Linked DNA regions of Homo sapiens: region 1 is linked to region 2. Evidence: read pairs that join two places in POLR2A ChIA-PET (ENCODE). Cell type or tissue: PC-3. All regions are shown on one strand. Each heading gives the region's core, and the rest is flanking DNA. Links, peaks and the distances in the headings are about the cores only. Region 1 has its middle 26 kb from the start of GSAP. Region 2 has its middle 6.1 kb from the start of YWHAG.

The links. ChIA-PET counts read pairs that join two places held together with the same protein. Peaks named below come from ENCODE experiments on the same cell type or tissue, not always from the same donor. Only the 100,000 strongest peaks of a DNase experiment are listed, where the experiment ranks them.
Region 1: POLR2A ChIA-PET joins it to region 2 with 20 read pairs; 1 of 35 experiments calls an interaction of 5 or more read pairs at or near these places.

What each region holds. Positions count from the first base shown.
Region 1 is chr7:77,441,110-77,443,917 of GRCh38, reverse strand. No RefSeq gene overlaps it. Among named protein-coding and RNA genes, the nearest start is that of GSAP, 26 kb to the right of the region's middle. In PC-3, for the core only: no CTCF peak of the experiment used is centred there; a DNase peak (open chromatin) is centred at 1,077; H3K4me3 peaks cover 309 bases; H3K27ac peaks cover 2,164 bases.
Region 2 is chr7:76,363,684-76,366,491 of GRCh38, reverse strand. No RefSeq gene overlaps it. Among named protein-coding and RNA genes, the nearest start is that of YWHAG, 6.1 kb to the right of the region's middle. RefSeq lists enhancers at 1,548-1,797, 1,323-2,010. In PC-3, for the core only: no CTCF peak of the experiment used is centred there; no DNase peak of the experiment used is centred there; H3K27ac peaks cover 1,206 bases.

The sequences.
Region 1 (2,808 bases), core at 70-2,569, 1.1 Mb before region 2:
CTGCCCGCCTCAGCCTCCCAAAGTGCTGGGATTATAGGTGTGAGCCACCGTGCCTGGCCTTTAACTAGATTTTTGTATTGCTCTTTTTTCTCTTCAAGTAATATGATCTGTATAAATATTAAGCTTACCAGTCACAGAGCTGGTTGTTTTTTTTTTTTTTTGAGATGGGGTTTCACTCTGTTTCCCAGGCCGGAGTGCAGTGGCACGATCACAGCTCACTGCAGCCTCAACCTTCTGGGCTCAAGTGATCCTTCCCAGCTCAGCCTCCTGAGTAGCTGGGACTGAAGGCATGTGCCATCACCTCTGGCTAATTTTTTATTTTTTGTAGAGTAGAGGTCTCACTATGTTGCCCAGGCTGGTCTCAAACTCCTGGGCTCAAGTGATCCTCCCACCTCGGCCTCCCAAAGTGCTAAGATTATAGGCATGAGCCACTGTGCCTGGCCAAGTTTTGATAAATGTATACACCTGTGTATCCTAATGCCCTCTCAAGACAGAATGTTACTATCACCCCAGAAAGTTTCCCCTGACCCTTTGCAGTCAATCCTCTCTTACCCTCCCCTAGCCCCAGGCAAACAGTGTTCTAATTTTTTCCCATGATAGATTAGCTGTGCCTGTTCTAGAACTTCATATAAATTGAGTCATAAAGTATGCGCTTTTATGGGTAAGACTGTTCATTCAGCATAATGTTTTTGCAATTCATCCATGTTTTTGTGTGCATCAATAGTTCCTTTTTGTTGTTGAGTAATATTCTGTTACCTGATTACACCACAGTTGGTTTATCCATCTTCCTATTGGTGAACACCTGAATGGTTTCTGGATTTCGGCAATGATGAATAAAGCTTCTGAGAGCATTTCCATACAAGTGTTTTTGAGGACATTATGTTTTTATTTCTTTTGAATATTTAGGAGTGAAATTGCCGGGTCATAGAATATGTGTGTGCTTCATATTATGAGAAGCTACCAGGCCTGTCTCCAAAATGAGTATGCCACTTTATACTTCTGCCAGCAATGTCTGAATGTTCTGGTTGCTTCACATTCTTGCCAACATTTGGGGCTGTCAGTCTTTTGAATTTTCACTGTTTTGGTGGATGCATAATGGTGTCTCATTGTGGTATTAACTGGCATTTCCTGATGACTAATGATGTTCAGCACTTTTCATATGCTTATCGACCATTCTTTGTGAAGTGTCTGTTCAAAATATTTGCCCACTTTTTAGTGGATGCTTTATGTTTTTGTTATTGAGTTATAGAAGTTATTTATATACCCTAGATACCAGTCTCTTGTCCGATATATGTTTGTGAATCAATTTCTTCTTTGATTTCATCCATCTTGGTCTTCATTCTGTAGTATAATCGAACCCATGTCTAGCACTGTCTATATAGCTTGTGTAAAGATCCTTATAAGTTTGTGAAATACATACTGGCTAGGTGGTATCTTTCTTTGATACATAGCAAGGCAATGGTGGAGTACCAGAAAACTATTGAGTGTCAGAGACTATACTTTCTATTTGCCCTTATTAGTTGTTATTTTCAGGATGGAAAATAGTGCTCACTTTCTTAGTTTACTAACAGTTTCATCTAGGGGTCTGTTTATAAAGTAATACAAAATGAAACAAGCCTAAGAGTAATTGTAAAACAGAAAACTAAAGTTTTTTTTTTTTTTTTTTGAGACAGGGTCTTGCTGTCACCCAGGCTGAAGTGCAGTGGTGTGATCTCAGCCCACTGCAGCCTCAACCTCCTGGGGTCAAGCGATCCTCCCACTTCAGCCTTCTGAGTAGCTGGGACTACAGGTGCATGCCACCATGCTCGCCTAATTTGTGCTTTTTTTTTTTTTTTTTTTCGGTGGAGACAGAGTTTTGATATGTTGTACAGGCTGGTCTCAAACTCATGGGCTCAAGCGATCCACTTGCCTCGGCCTCCAAAAGTGCTGGGATTATAGGAATGAGCCACTGTGCCCACCCCAAAACACATTTTAATGCTACTTTATACATAGTTATCTAGGGAAAAAAGTAGCCAGTGTTACCTGTGCTTGATGGTAATAACAAAGTTGATGTTAATACTTTATATTTGCGAAGTCTTCATTTTTTTCCCCCAAATACTTTCACATTTTTAAATCTTTATAATTAGGAAATAATCTTTAGTTATCTTCATCTCTAAGAGGGAATTAATACTGCATCTAGTGTAACTGTTGTGGCAAGTTATCATATTCGGGGTTTAGTTTTTAGTTTTAGTTTTAATTTTTGTTTTGAGACAGGGTCTCACTCTGTCACCCACAGATCACAGTTCACTGCAGCCTCGACCTCCCAGGGTCAGGTGATCCTTCCATCTCAGCCTGCCGGGTAGCTGGGGCTACAGGCACATGCCATAATGCCTGGCCAATTTTTTGTGTTTTTTGTAGAGATGGGGTCTCACTGTATTAACCAAGCTGGCCTCTTAACTCCTGGGCTCAAGCAATCTTCCCGCCTTGGTCTCCCAAAGTGCTAGGATTACACGTGTGAGCCACCTTGCACAGCCCAGGACTTAGTTCTTAAAACCAGGTGTAATTGAAAATCTAGGAAAGTTAAAGTACTTTCCCATCATTCATTGCTACATTGTTTGTAATACAAAAGATTAGTAACAATTCAAACATCCAGTATAGAGGACCAGTTCCAGTTCAAATAGAGTATGTTTCAGTCATACATTAGTATACTCCGCCTTCTTTGCCTCCTCCTACTGAATATGTCATTTACTTTTTTTTTTTTTTTTAAACTCATGACTTTACAGCCATAGACTTTCACAGGTGAAAAGAACTTTTGGGTCATTTGGTTCT
Region 2 (2,808 bases), core at 287-2,786:
TGGAAAGACACTGAGACAGGGCCATTAGCTGAAAAGCTGTTGCTATAAACTGGAAGATCTTAAGACGCATCCACCTGGTTCCTCTATTTTATAGATGCACAATCTGAGAACCAGAGAGGCAAAGTGATTTGCCCAAGGTCACTCAGGAAGATTAATGGCAAAGCCAGTGCTTCAACCTGTGGGTCCTGCCTCCTGGGCTCATGCCTCCTCCACTGGCCTGAGATCCTCAGAAGGAGAGGCAGGTTGCAGAGATTTCCTGTCATTCTTTGCCTCTGCTGCAGGACAGCCTGCTAAGGCAGTGACAGGGAAGTGTTCCCAGAGGACAGGGCGGGGAGCATTGCTGCTTGGCTTCAGAAGATGCTGCTGCTGCCTCTGCACTAATCAGGGAGCTTTCCAGCCACAGGAGGAAGCCAGAAGCCAGGGGATGGGGCTGCGGTGATTTATGACTGCACAGAAACAGCAGGACAATCATGTCCCTGGCTGTCCTGCATGTCTGCCAACCGAGCCGGACAGCATGCATTTAAAAGGTCATGTCCTCCAGTGCTGGAGAAGGGGCTGGAGGGTGCCCTTCGGTCAGGTTGGTCACTCCTTTCCTGAGCAGATGCCAAGGAGGGTAGATCCTGGACAGGAAACAATGCCTTTGCTGCTAAGAGTCTAGGAGGTCTGCCCGGGTTTGAATCCAGGCTCTGTTAGCTGAGACACGGAGAGGCTGTGTGATTTTTGGCTGATCACACAGCCTCTCTGTGTCTCTGCTTCCTTGTCTTAAAAAACAGGGGTGAAGCTGGGCGCGGTGGATCACACCTGTAATCCCAGCACTTTGGGAGGCCGAGGCAGGTGGATCACCTGAGGTCAGGAGTTCGAGATCAGCCCGGCCAACATGGTGAAACCCTGTCTCTACTAAAAATACAAAAATTAGCCGGGCGTGGTGGCACATGTCTGTAATCCCAGCTACTCAGGAGGCTGAGGCAGGAGATCACTTGAACTTGGGAGGCGGAGGTTGTAGTGAGCTGAGATCGCGCCACTGCACTCCAGCCTGGGCAACTGAGCAAGATTCTGTCTCAAAAAAAAAACCAAAAAACAAAAAAAAAACTGGCCGTGCACTGTGGCTCACGCCTGTAATCCCAGCTCTAACTCTTTGGGAGGCCGAGGCAGGCGGATCACCTGAGATCAGGAGTTCGAGACCAGCCTGACCAACATGGAGAAACCCCATCTCTACTAAAAATACAAAAATTAGCCGGGCATGGTGGCGCATGCCCATAATCCCAGCTACTCAGGAGGCTGAGGCAGGAGAATCGCTTGAACCTGGGAGGCAGAGATTGTGGTAAGCTGAGATCGTGCTGTTGCACTCTAGCCTGGGCAACAAGAGCGAAACTCCATCTCAAAAAAAAAAAGAAAAAAAAAGGAAGAGAAGAAAAAGAAAAAAAAAAAAGAAAAGAAGAAAAAAAAAAAAAGAATGCCAGTAGCTTCCATTTCAGAAGAACATGCTGAATCTAGAACTATGACTCATCACAGCTGGGTGGGGCACTTAGTGCTCCTTCAGTTTAATCTCACATTTTCAAGGTGGGGATATTAGACCCAGAGAAGGGACAGGTCTTGCCCGCAGAGCTAGGGGCCAGGCAGAAGCCAGAATGCTAGCTCTTAACGTCCTTGCTCCAGGTTTCTTTCTGCACCACCAGGCAGTGGAGGAGGAAGCCAGGATCTGAAGCCATTTGCTCTTTGTGATGTCGTCATGCCTCTTAAGCCGCCCTCTAAACAGCCAGGACCTGTGGGCAGCTGCAGCTGGAAGCATAGAGCTCTGCAAAATCAGAAGGGAAAGGAAGACAGGGCCAACTCTCCCCTGCACCACTGGAGGGGAGGCTCCGTGTGGAGGCTGCGGATGTCATTTCTGTTTGGCTGTGAAACATCCTTTTCTTTGCATCTGCTTTATTTTACTTTTTCCCAAACAGATTTGGCCTGAGCTGTTTTTTTTTTTTTTTTTTCCCCTTTGTGCATTAGACTGTTGGGGGAAGGAACTGAGGTGGAGAGGTCAGAGAGGTAGCCTGAAATGGGCCAGGAAGTTCCTGAGATTTCACATCTGGTCTTGAATCATGGACCTGTTTGAGCCACATGTGGGCAACCCAGGTTGGCGGTCAGGGCTCATTCCCACGGACTAGTGATGCAGGGGCCAGAAGAGCTCAGGCCTGCCCTGCAGGGAGGAAGAGAAAGGAAGAGGAATGACTTGGCGAACACTCATGCAAGAGACAGAAGGAAGTGGGAGGGTTTATTCACCAGCAGGATCGCATTTTGCTGGGTGGTGTGGTAAGAGAAGAGGGTCCGGGCCAGATCTTTTGTTGGAGGAGGGGGAGAAAACTATTTCTAGACTCTCTCCCCACTCAGTCCATCTCCTCCACCTCCTGCCGGTACAGTCTCCCCAAAGCACACTTTCTTCCCTCATTCATTTCTTTCTTTCTTTCTTTCTTTTAGAGACAGGGTCTTGCTCTGTTGCCCAGGCTGGAGTGCAGTGGCGTGATCACTGCTCACTGCAGCCTCCAACTCCTGGGCTCAAGCAATCTTCCTGCCTCAGCCCCCAAATAGCTGTGATGACCATGCCCAGCTAATTTTTAAATTTTTTTTTTTTGTAGAAATGAGGTCTTGCTATGTTGCCCAGGCTAGTCTCGAACTCTTGGCCTCAAGTAATCCTCCTGCCTTGGCCTCCTGAGTAGCTAGGACTACAGCTACATTCATTTCTTGTTTTTCTTTCTTTTTTTTTTCTTTTTTGAGACACAGTCTCACTCTGTCGCCCAGGCTGGAGTGCAATGGCACAATCTT